2 separate regions of the Homo sapiens genome follow, and region 1 is linked to region 2. The links are chromatin loops, found by intact Hi-C in ENCODE. Cell type or tissue: CD14-positive monocyte. All regions are shown on one strand. Each heading gives the region's core, and the rest is flanking DNA. Links, peaks and the distances in the headings are about the cores only. Region 1 overlaps JAK2 (Janus kinase 2). Region 2 has its middle 19 kb from the start of AK3.

Evidence for each region. Peaks named below come from ENCODE experiments on the same cell type or tissue, not always from the same donor. Only the 100,000 strongest peaks of a DNase experiment are listed, where the experiment ranks them.
Region 1: it touches region 2 in a loop (6-fold over the local background); 100 of 110 quality-filtered maps call a loop at or near these places.

What each region holds. Positions count from the first base shown.
Region 1 is chr9:4,989,485-4,994,863 of GRCh38, reverse strand. All of the region lies in intron 2 of JAK2 (Janus kinase 2), which reads right to left. It also overlaps a transcript of INSL6 not described here. Among named protein-coding and RNA genes, the nearest start is that of JAK2, 6.9 kb to the right of the region's middle. In CD14-positive monocyte, for the core only: no CTCF peak of the experiment used is centred there; no DNase peak of the experiment used is centred there; H3K4me3 peaks cover 297 bases; H3K27ac peaks cover 4,413 bases.
Region 2 is chr9:4,757,024-4,762,402 of GRCh38, reverse strand. No RefSeq gene overlaps it. Among named protein-coding and RNA genes, the nearest start is that of AK3, 19 kb to the right of the region's middle. In CD14-positive monocyte, for the core only: CTCF peaks have their summits at 2,692 and 2,892 (motif pointing left); DNase peaks (open chromatin) are centred at 2,062 and 2,892; H3K4me3 peaks cover 1,658 bases; H3K27me3 peaks cover 615 bases.

The DNA.
Region 1 (5,379 bases), core at 249-5,248, 230 kb before region 2:
TTATGAAAGAATAAAAAGAGACAAATACAGACAACTCTCAGAGAGTTTTGTTCCAAAGGGGAGTGAAAAATGGGGCCATAGCTTGAAGAGATGTGGAGTCAAGTAATGATTTAAATTGGGAATTGGCAGAGCACAGTTCACACATACCAAATTTAGCCAGCTGCCTGTTATGTAAATAAAGCTTTATGAGAACACAGCCATGAGCCACGTCTGTTCATTTACGTATTGTCTATAACTGCTTTTGCACCACAAAGGCGGAATTGAGTAGGTGCAAGAGAAACAATCTTGCCCACAAAGTCTAAAATATTTTATTTATGATCCTTAATAGAAAAATCTTGCCAATCCCTGGTTTAAATCAGTAATTCTCACAATCTAGGCCCCAGATCAACATTATCAGATCACCTGGGAACTCACAGATGCAAATCCTCAAGTCCCACTCCAGAGCTAATGAAACAAACTCTGGGGGTGGGGCCCAGCGGCAATTTGTGTTTCAATAAGTCCTTTAGGTAATTCTGATAAGAACCAGTGGGTTAGGAAACAGTTCTAGTACAGTTAATCCTCACTGTCTTCAATAGGTTCTTGGAAACTGTGACTTTAAGTGAAACAATGTGTAACAAAATCCATTTTTCCATAGGCTAATTGAGATAAGGAAGTTCCTATGGCATATTTATGGCCACAAAAACATCATCAAACTTCTAAGTAAAGATTCCAAACACTCTGATTATTAAACACTGAAATAAATGTGAGCTATACACACATTTAAGAAAGACTAATAAAAACAAGTAGGATAATTATTAACCCAATTCAGTTCAGTCACGAGTGGCTAGAGCCTATCCTAGCAACTCAAGGCACAAGGTGGGAACCAACCCTAGACAGGACATCACCCACTGCAAGGCACACTCATCCATACATGATCACTCAGTCTGAGACCATTTAGACACACCGATCCACTAACATATGCATCTTTGGAATGTGGGAGGAAATTGGAGCACCCGGAAAAACCCACACAGACGTGGGGAGAATGTCCAAACTCCACACAAACAGTGGCCCCAGCCAGGAATCCATTTTTTTCTTATCAACGTTATGAAGAAATGACAGTTATTCAAGGACCTGCTATATAGCCAGGAACAGATAAGGACCCTTTGTGTTCACACATGTAAAGGGTCTTGAGGAAACTTCATGGGAGCCTAAGAGCCCTCAAGGAGACTGTCAGTGAGGACTTCAAGCAAAGTGAGAGAAATGATAGTGAAAGCTGAATAAGAGGACACCCTTGTTACATACTAGGGCAAAGTTTAGCAAAACTGTCACCTACATTAACATGGAAAATAAAATACATACCTGACCTAATGAATTAAGGAGATTCTCAGCAGGAAGTTAAAGCAATTTGGCTTCTTCTAGCTGCCCTTATAATTGAGAGAACAGAGAGATGAACTAAAGAATAAGCTATTCATTTTTTGAGTAGAATTTCAAGGAGATGTAATGGACTCAGAACAATCTTTTCAGCCAGCAAAGTGTCAAATAAAAAGGGCCTCAGAGCAAAGATCCAATCTAGAGTGTGATTATAAGATCCTTTCTTAAGATCTAAATCAGTACCTCATAGATCCTTTCAGACGAAATATTATCTAAGGATCTTAAGGGTGTTGTCCCACAGCAGACTCACACAGAGCTTAGGGGAGGAAAGAGTTCCTCTCAAAAGAGATTTGTGGGTATGGCAGTACAGATTATAAACTTACACACAGGAAGTCCACAAAGTTTTTAAAGGAGTTGTATTAGCTTGGAATGAAAGGGACAGTTGCTATATAAAAGGGGGCCTTTGGACTCTGGAGCACTACAGGCAGGAAGCAAGCTCAGAAAGCTACTCTTACAAATACAAAGCAATTTATATGGGTTGGGTGCAGGGGTGGGGGAGATAAATAATTCAGAAGGTAAACCCAAAAACAGAAGAAGCCTATGTCCTATTAAGAATGACTTCCAGGAAGCAGGACTGAGACCTAATCAAGGAACTGGCAACATGTGCCCAGTGAGGTTGCAGAATTGCTACAGACTGTGCCTACCTTGCATGCTTCTTGAGGAGGAATGTCTACTGCAGATAACCTGTGCCTTTTCCATTTTGTAAAGTATGCAGGGGACATATAAACTGTCTCTTCATGGGTCCTCAGTTCAAGAAGAACCATATCCAATTAACCATACCCAAGAAAACTATTCTGTACCTGGACCTGATTTATATGATGAGATACTGGACTCTGAGTTACTGTCATGATGGGATGTGAATTAGGGACCTTTGAGGAGAAGCTCAGTGTATTTTGCGTGTATTTCAGATACAGGAGGGATGTGAAGTTTGGCAAAATGGCAAACTATGGCAATAGTATTAATAATTGTCCAAAGATGGCCATAACACTATTTCCCATCTCACATGTTTTTCTTCTGCAGTGTGAACTTGCCACTCCCCCATCAAATCTGGACAGGCTTCTGACCCTTACAACCAGTAGGACATGGCAGAAGTTATACTGTGCAGCTACCAAGGCTAAATCATAAAAGATTTATGCTGAGACACACTCACTTTTAATTCTCTACTCACCACTATGAAAGGTGACCACCCTGAAGCCACCATATTGTGAGGAAATCCAGGCCACATGTACATGCTCCAGTTAACAGCCCAGCTAACATCCCAGTCAAGAGCCAGCATCAACTACCCATCATGTGAGTGAAGACACCTCCAGATGATTCCAGTCCTTTGCCTTCAAGTCACCCCTGGCTGGCAATTCTTCCCAACTCATGTCCTAGTAGCCATTGTGGAGCAAAAACAAAGTCATCCCTGGTGTGCCCTGTCTCAATTACTGACCCATGGTATCTGTGAGCCTAATAAAGTAGTTGTTTTAAATCACTAAGTTTTGGGTAGTTTCTGTTACACAGCAATAGCAATCAGAGTAATGCTGATGGAAATAATCCAGTAGAGGGAAGAATTGAGAAGGCAAGAAAAAGAGGAGAGAAATATAATGGTAAAGCCCTTGAAGGCAAAGGGGATGAGCTCTTCTACACAACTGAATGGAGAGGCTTTAGAGGGGATGCTAAACAATTCATTCATTATAAAGGTGAAAACGGCAAAGTACAGAGGACAGGTGGTTGCCTGGTGTACAGGAATTAGAGACTAGAAAAGGAGATGTGGGGTGGGGGGGTGGGAAAGAGTTTGCTGGTTTTTGTCATAAACATTGGTAAACCATTTCCTTTTTAAACTTTATACACATTTTACCATGTGATCCCACCTTTTTAAATTTTCTAGAAAAGATTTAGTCCATTCCCTCAATAGACAAGACTCACTGATTACGTGAGTTGCCTGAAATCATATACCATGCTGAGAGCAGGGTCAGTCCCTTATCCCCTGATTTCCAAAACAGTGCACTTACTCACATCACATGGCCCTTTATATTATAAAAATATTACCTAATAGCATTTTATTTCATAATCATAATTTATTAAACTAAAACCACTTAGTAAGAACTAATGAGTACTCTGTTTCCAATAACATACTAAAAAGATGAACAGAAGAATGTTCTTGGGAAGATCAAAATAAACATGCAAGCAAAGTAAACAGCCCATGGACCATTCTAACCTAGTTAACCCTTTGTAACTATACAGAAAAGCTTCAAAATAAATAATGCTTCTCTTTGTTCTTTCCAGTACCCCTAATTTCATCAATCATTCAACCCTCAGATTTATAAGTTATCGACCAAGAATTTCTCCTTCCTTTTAGAAACAAATATTTTATCACTTTATTCAAATTTTACCAGCACAAAAGCACCCAGAGATGGCTTGTCTAACCTTCTATCATTCAGAAAAAAACACAGAACCAATGCACACAGGAAGAATAGTACCTGGACAGTGTGATATATAAGACGATACAGACGAATGACAATCTGTTGAAAAATATCTCCTAGGTTTTATTATGCCTAAAATTCTCATCCTTAGTCCTAGTGATGGAGAGCTTTGGAAAAGTCTCCACTGATCACCCAACTGTCAAATCCAAAGGTCTTTTGTTAAACCGGAGAGAACAAAATATTAACAGTGGTTATTTCCACGTAGGGAAAGTATAAGCAATTTTCTTCTGTTTTTATAGATTTCTTATTAGGAAAAACACGAATACATCTTTTTAAGACCTTTTTTTGGATCTGATTCTTCTCATTTCTTGCCAATGATCAACATGTTGATCATTCCGCCTCCTAACCTATCCACTAATTTGCCTCTCATACTGTTTTTTTCTTTGTCTCCTTTACCCATTCCTCTCCTTTCACCCACCCGCTAATTATGGGCAATCCCACTCTTTTCTCTTAAGTACCACAGCACCAGCCTTAACTTCGCTAACAAATTCTAGTCATATGTCCCACTGTATGCTATCAATTTTCACTTGCCCATCCCACGGCCACCGCAAACTCAACATATCCACAATATACGCTCAACTGTCTACATCCCCTCTACCAGCTACTAACACTGCCATAACTATTTTTGTTAGTAACTGCCATTAATCAAACGGCAGTTTCTTTGTCATTAACTAGCTGAGTAACTTTGGACACATTTTTAAATCTCTCTGGTCTGAGTCCTAATATACAAAACATATAGACTTAGATGTTCTAAGATGTCTTGGAGAGTCAACACTCTTTGATTTCCTCCGTCACTGAAAAGCAAACCTTCAAGGTAAGGTAATCTTTAATCACTCTTCTCCCCTCCATTCTCCCTTCTTATCCAATCCATAATAATGTCTTGTGACATCTCTGCAATCTGACTTATTTCTAAGTCCTCATTACTTCAGGGCTCAATTATTTTCCTACCTCTTTCTACCATTCTCTTTCCAATTCATATGAGACCTAGCACTGGTGCTGCTTTGATTTTCCTAAAATACTTATTTCAGCAAACTCTTTCTCAATTCAAAACTTTTAAAGCTTCTCCATATCTACAGGTCAAAGTACATTCTTCTCATCCTAGCATTTAAAGACATCCATAATCAAATTCCAACTACATTTTTAACACAATTTCTTACTACTCTTTCACACAAATCTTCATTTCAGTCAAGTTATTTATGTACTGCTCTCTGAACATATCATACATATATACATATTTTGCCTTTGCTTACCCCCTCTACCAGTTCCTTCCTATTATGCAAAATCTCTGCTCAACTCAAGTGGTCTTAAATATCTGTAACTTTTATTATTTAGCTTATCTGCCCAATTATACTGTAAGTCCTTAGGGAAAGGAGCCTATTTTATATTTCTTTATTTCTCTTTTGAATACAGCCAAGTACCTTTTACATTGCAAGTATTAACAAATATTTGTTTGGTGACTACAGTTCCTTATCACACAATCAACATGTATTTCTTGAATGCTGCC
Region 2 (5,379 bases), core at 287-5,286:
GCCTCCCAAAGTGCTGAAATTACAAGCGTGAGCCACCGTGCCCAGCCATCATTTCACACTTTTTTATTTTTAAATTTCAGTTCCCTTTCAAGCTCTAGACTCTTTCATTCAGAGTCCATTCTCTGTGTGCTTATGGTAGATGCTAAAGGTCTAAGAAAATATGACCACTTCCTGTCTAGTGTGGTGGCTCTCAAACTTGACCTTGCTCAGTTGCTCAGGCTGGAGTGCAGTGGTGCAATCTCGGTTCACTGCAGCCTTGACCTCGTGGGCTCAGGTAATCCTCCTGCCTCAGCCTCCCAGGTAGTTGGGACCACAGGCGGGAGCCACTATGCCTGGCTAATTTTTGTTTTGTTTTTGTTTCGTAGAGACAGGGTTTCGTCATGTTACACATACTGGTGTTGAACCCCCGGACTCAAGCAATCTGCCCGTATAGGCCTCCCAAAGTGCTGGGATTGCAGGCATGAGCCATCGCCCCTGGCTGAGAAAGTTTTAAAATGCAGACTCCTAGGCTCTGCCCTGCAAAGACTCGGAGTTGGTGGGTCTGGGGTATGTCCCAGGAGCTTGTGTTTAAACTCCTCAGGTGATTCTGAAACAAAGAGTTCACAAATAACATGTTGAGAGGAACTAAAGATGGAGAAGCAGACTGGAATTTGCAGTCTGGAATTGTTACTGCAATGTAATCTGGCAAATGCCACAAAGTATGAACAGGTCTGCTAGGGACACAGAGAAGGGATGCCTAATCAGACTAAGGAAAAGAATAGAGAAGGCTTCCCAGAAGGTAAGACTCTAGATGAATAAAAGTTGGTGAGATGAAGAAGGGGAGCAGGGGAATCATACATAGGGCATAAAATATGGAAGTTAAGAGGGCATGAAACTCCATGGGCCCTGAGAGCAGTGTGGGAGGCTGGAAGGAAGGAGAATGTGGCAGTGTCAGAAAATGAAGGGCCTGGGGCCAGGGACAGTGGCTCACATCTGTAATCCCAGCACTTTGGGAGGCCAAGGCAGGAGGATTACCTTGAGGTCAGGAGTTTCAAGACCAGCCTGGCCAACACGGCAAAACTCTGTCTCTACTAAAAATACAAAAATTAGCCAGGTGTGGTGGTGGGCGCCTGTAATCCCAGCTACTCGGGAGGCTGAGGCAGGAGAATCACTTGAATCCGGGAGGCAGAGGTTGCAGTGAGCCAAGATAGCACCACTGCACTCCAGCCTGGGAGACAGAGCAAGACTCTGTCTCAAAAAAAAAAAAAAAAAAAAAAAGGGAAAACGAAGTGCCTGGAATACCAAGCTATCTTTCTCCCCAAAGATCCAGGGAATGCAGAAATTTTAAGCAGGAGAATGACTTGAGAAGATCTGCATTTTTGGAAGATCTCTCTTGGCAGCAATGCTGAGGGTGCAGGACATCCGGCTTGGGTGATCAGATGTCATTTTCTAAGAGTATACAGAGGGAGGGACAGGGTTGGGGGCAGTGGGTCAAGGAAGAGTAAAAGGGACACAAAAGGGAGCCTGGGCACGGTGGCTCACCCCTAATCCCAGCTACTTGGGAGGCTGAGGCAGGAGAATCGCTTGAACCCAGGAGGTGGAGGTTGCAGTGAGCTGAGATTGCACCACTGCACTCCAGCCTGGGCAACAGGGTGAGACCGTGTCTCAAAAAAAGAAAAAACAAGAGACACAAAGGGAAAGAGGAGGCCAGGCATGGTGGCTCATGTCACAGGAGGAAGAAGTTCAAGAGATCCATGGAGACTGTAGTTAGTAACAATGTATTGTATACTAGAAAATTGCTAAGAGAGTGGATTTTAAGTGTTCTCACCACACACAAAAAGAAATGTGAGGTAATGTATATGTTAATTAGATTGATTTTGCCATTCCACAATGTGGACGTATATCAAATATCATGTGGGACACCATAAATATATACAATTTTTATTTGTCAGTTAAAAAATTTTGAAAGAGCAATCATTTTAGAGTTTTCCCAGCTTGTAGCCATGAGGGGTTACATGGGTGTCTTTATGTCCACAAGAAGAGCGGCACTGAGTAGGCAAAAGGACAGGTGCCCAACCCACAGCTTCTGCTTATTCCCTTCCTTCCCCTTGACCAAGCTGAACTTACAGCCTGACCACAGAATGACCCAACAAAGCTAAATTTAATTGTGTTTGGAACCTAGGAGCAGACTCAATTTGATTTCTAAACCTCCCGAGAGAAGCAGTGTACCCAAGGCCATCTATCGTGTGGCATGGATAAGGGAGTCTGTCTTCTCTCCTTTTGTCAGGGAGTTCTGGGGTCTGTGTTCATTTCCCAGTTGTCCTTGACAACCCTGTTTTATGCTGGACAGCAGAGTGGGAAAAGCACTGGTCAGGAACCAAACGAATTACCGAATTGTCTGACACTGTCGCTTAAGCTGGCTGTCTCTGTTTTCTGTCTGTAGAACAGGGATAATAGAGCCTGCCCTTAATCATTGCGTGGTTGGTCTAAAGGGTGAAATGAGACAGTGCTCTCGAAACTGTGAAATGTGCCAGGAGCGATGGCTCACGCCTGTAATCCCAGCACTTTGGGAGGTGGTGGTGAGTGGATCACTTGAGGTCAGGAGTTCGAGACCAGCCTGGCCAACATGTTGAAACCCCGTCCCTACTAAAAACACAATAATTAGCCAGGTGTGGTGGCCTGCACCTGTTATCCCAGCTACTTGGGAGGCTAAGGCAGTGAGCCGACATCGCGCCACTGCACTACAGCCTGCGTGACAGAGACTCCGTCTCAAAAAAAAAAAAAGAAAAGAAAAGAAGAAAAGAAAAAAGAAAAAAAATAAACACTGTAAAACGAATATAAGATAGGCCCTACAACTAGGAGCTGCGTTACCGGAGTTAGGTCGGGAGAAATAATGCAGGAATGGCGCCCCCTTCTGTGCGGCGCAGGAACTGCAACACACGCTGGCGGCAGCCTTCATCCCTGGTGGGGTCCGAGCCTCAGGCATCTCAGGGAGGGGACCTTGAGGGGAGGGTGGCATAGAACCAGAGGGAAGTCATAAAACTGGGCCTGGCATCTTCACAGCAGCTTAGAATTCTCAACCATGACCTTCTATGCCCACTTCGGGACTCCATTAGTCACAGTGGGTCTTTCCTGCAGGAGACTCCAGCCAAGATATTTAGGCCAGATGATTTTTTTTTTTTTGAGTTTCGCTCTTGTTGCCCAGGCTGGAGTGCAATGGCACGATCTCGGCTCACTACAACCTCCACCTCCTGGGTTCAAGTGATTCTCCTTCCTCAGCATCCCGAGTAGCTGGGATTACAGCTGTCCACCACCACGCCCAACTATTTTTTGTATTTTTTAGTAGAGATGGGGTTTTACCATGTTGGCCAGGCTGGTCTCGAACTCCGACCTCAGGTGATCCACCTGCCTCGGCCTCCCAAAGTGCTGGGATTACAGGCGTGAGCCACCGCGCCCAGCCTAGCTTCTAACAGAGTTTATTACTTTTCTTTTTCTTTTGTTTTCTTTTCTTTTTTTTTTTTCTGGCCAATTGACGCTTCTGTGGACCTAAAAGGAAGAAGCTGAGGCGAAATTAATATAGAGAGTTTATTGGGGTCAAGGTTGAGAACTGCAGCCTGGGACACACTTTCAAGTTGCCTTGGAGAGTGCTCCCAAGAACAAAAAGAGAGCCTCGAATGTTTAAAGAATATAAGACGAATCAGGAGAGGGGGCAATTACAAAATTGATCATTAGGATTTCTCATTGGCTTACAGAAATAACACTGATTAGTGATTGGCTAGACTTTGTTGAACTATAGGGTGTATGGCATTTCATGGCTAATTGGCATCAGTTAGTCTAGAGTCTTCATAGCAAGAGACTTCAAGAGATCATTATTCAGCTCGAGAAGGAGTGAGATGTGACTGCAGTTACATCCCAATGCCTCTCTGGGCCTGATAATGTAAAGGGGTTCATATTTCTCAGATTAAAAATTTATCTTTTATCAGTGACTTGCGCCTGTAATCGCAACACTTTGGGAGGCCAAGGCAGGCAGATTGTTTGAGCTCAGGAGTTTGAGACCAGCCTGGGCAACATGTCAAGACCCCACCGCTACTAAATTAGAAATTAGCTGGGTGTGGTATCAGGCACCTGTGGTCCCAGGTACTGGAGAGACTGAGGTGAGAGGATCACTTGAGCCCAGGAGGTTGAGGCTGCAGTGAGCCATGTTTGCACTGAGCGGGGTGACAGAGCAAGACTGTCTTAAAACAAACAAACAAACAAACAAAACCTTTTCTTTTCCCTCCACACTTGATAAGAATGGTTTTTCACCTGCTTATCCACAAATTCCATGCCATTCTCAGGAAAAGTGAATTACAAGCCTGAAGCAAAACTGCAAAGAGGGCAGGGTTTGTCTGGAGGCTCCTTCCCCCACTTTCTGTACAGGAGTTTTCTTTGAGAGCATCATGAGCCAAGAGCCAGATTATTCTGGATTCCTTTCCCATCCCATCCAAATCCCAACCTCCCTGTGCCCAAAGCATAGTGGCTCTGCTGTCTGCTGTGACTAATATGATTAATTAACTTTTAAAAAGTTATTGCTAGGTGACAATATCTTAATGTGCTAATGTATTTGTCTTTTAATAGCAGTCTTTAAAAACTGGAGCCAAAGATGGGGGATAGAGGTAAAGAGAAGGATAATTTCAATGTCATATTACACAATTTGTCTGAAGAGATTATTTGTATACAAGGCCCTCCATTTACATAATGATAAGGCATGCCAACAACAGGAGCCTCACTGTCCCTCTGAGACAGGCATGATCTTCATTATGCTATTGAGACAAGCGTGGATCAGAAAGGTCAAGTGCTTGCCAGGGTCTGTAGAACTAATTAGTGATGAAACCAGGATGAGGACTCAGCTACCTTAGGCTAATTTGCACTTCATTTCTTTGCCACCTTATTCTACTGTGAGAGAATATTTAATGAGGTGGAAGTTGCAAATATTGACTGAAAAGAGACACTGTTTTTTTTTTTTGTCTGCAGATTTACATTATCCTTTGCTTTGTTTTTTTTTTTAATAACACTTGTCACTACATTGAAAAGATGGTGGGAAGGAAGGAGAGAAGAAAAGATAAGCAGAGCAAAAAAAGAGAGGGAGCAACCAGTATATACCTAGCATTTTACATATGCGACATAAAAATTATAAGAGGTCACTGTTTTAGACTAAGTTTCTGCACTAGGCCCCAGCAGACCAGACTAAAAAGAATTTCCACATCCATGTCACCAAACCCAAACTAAATTGTTATCTGACCTTCCTAGAAATCCGAAGAAAGAGATAATAGCCAATTTTCCAAATAGGCCAATCTTCAATTGGCAGGATAATGAAGTGCCTTCTGCTTTAATTCCTACCTAAAAGAAGTAGCCTGCAGT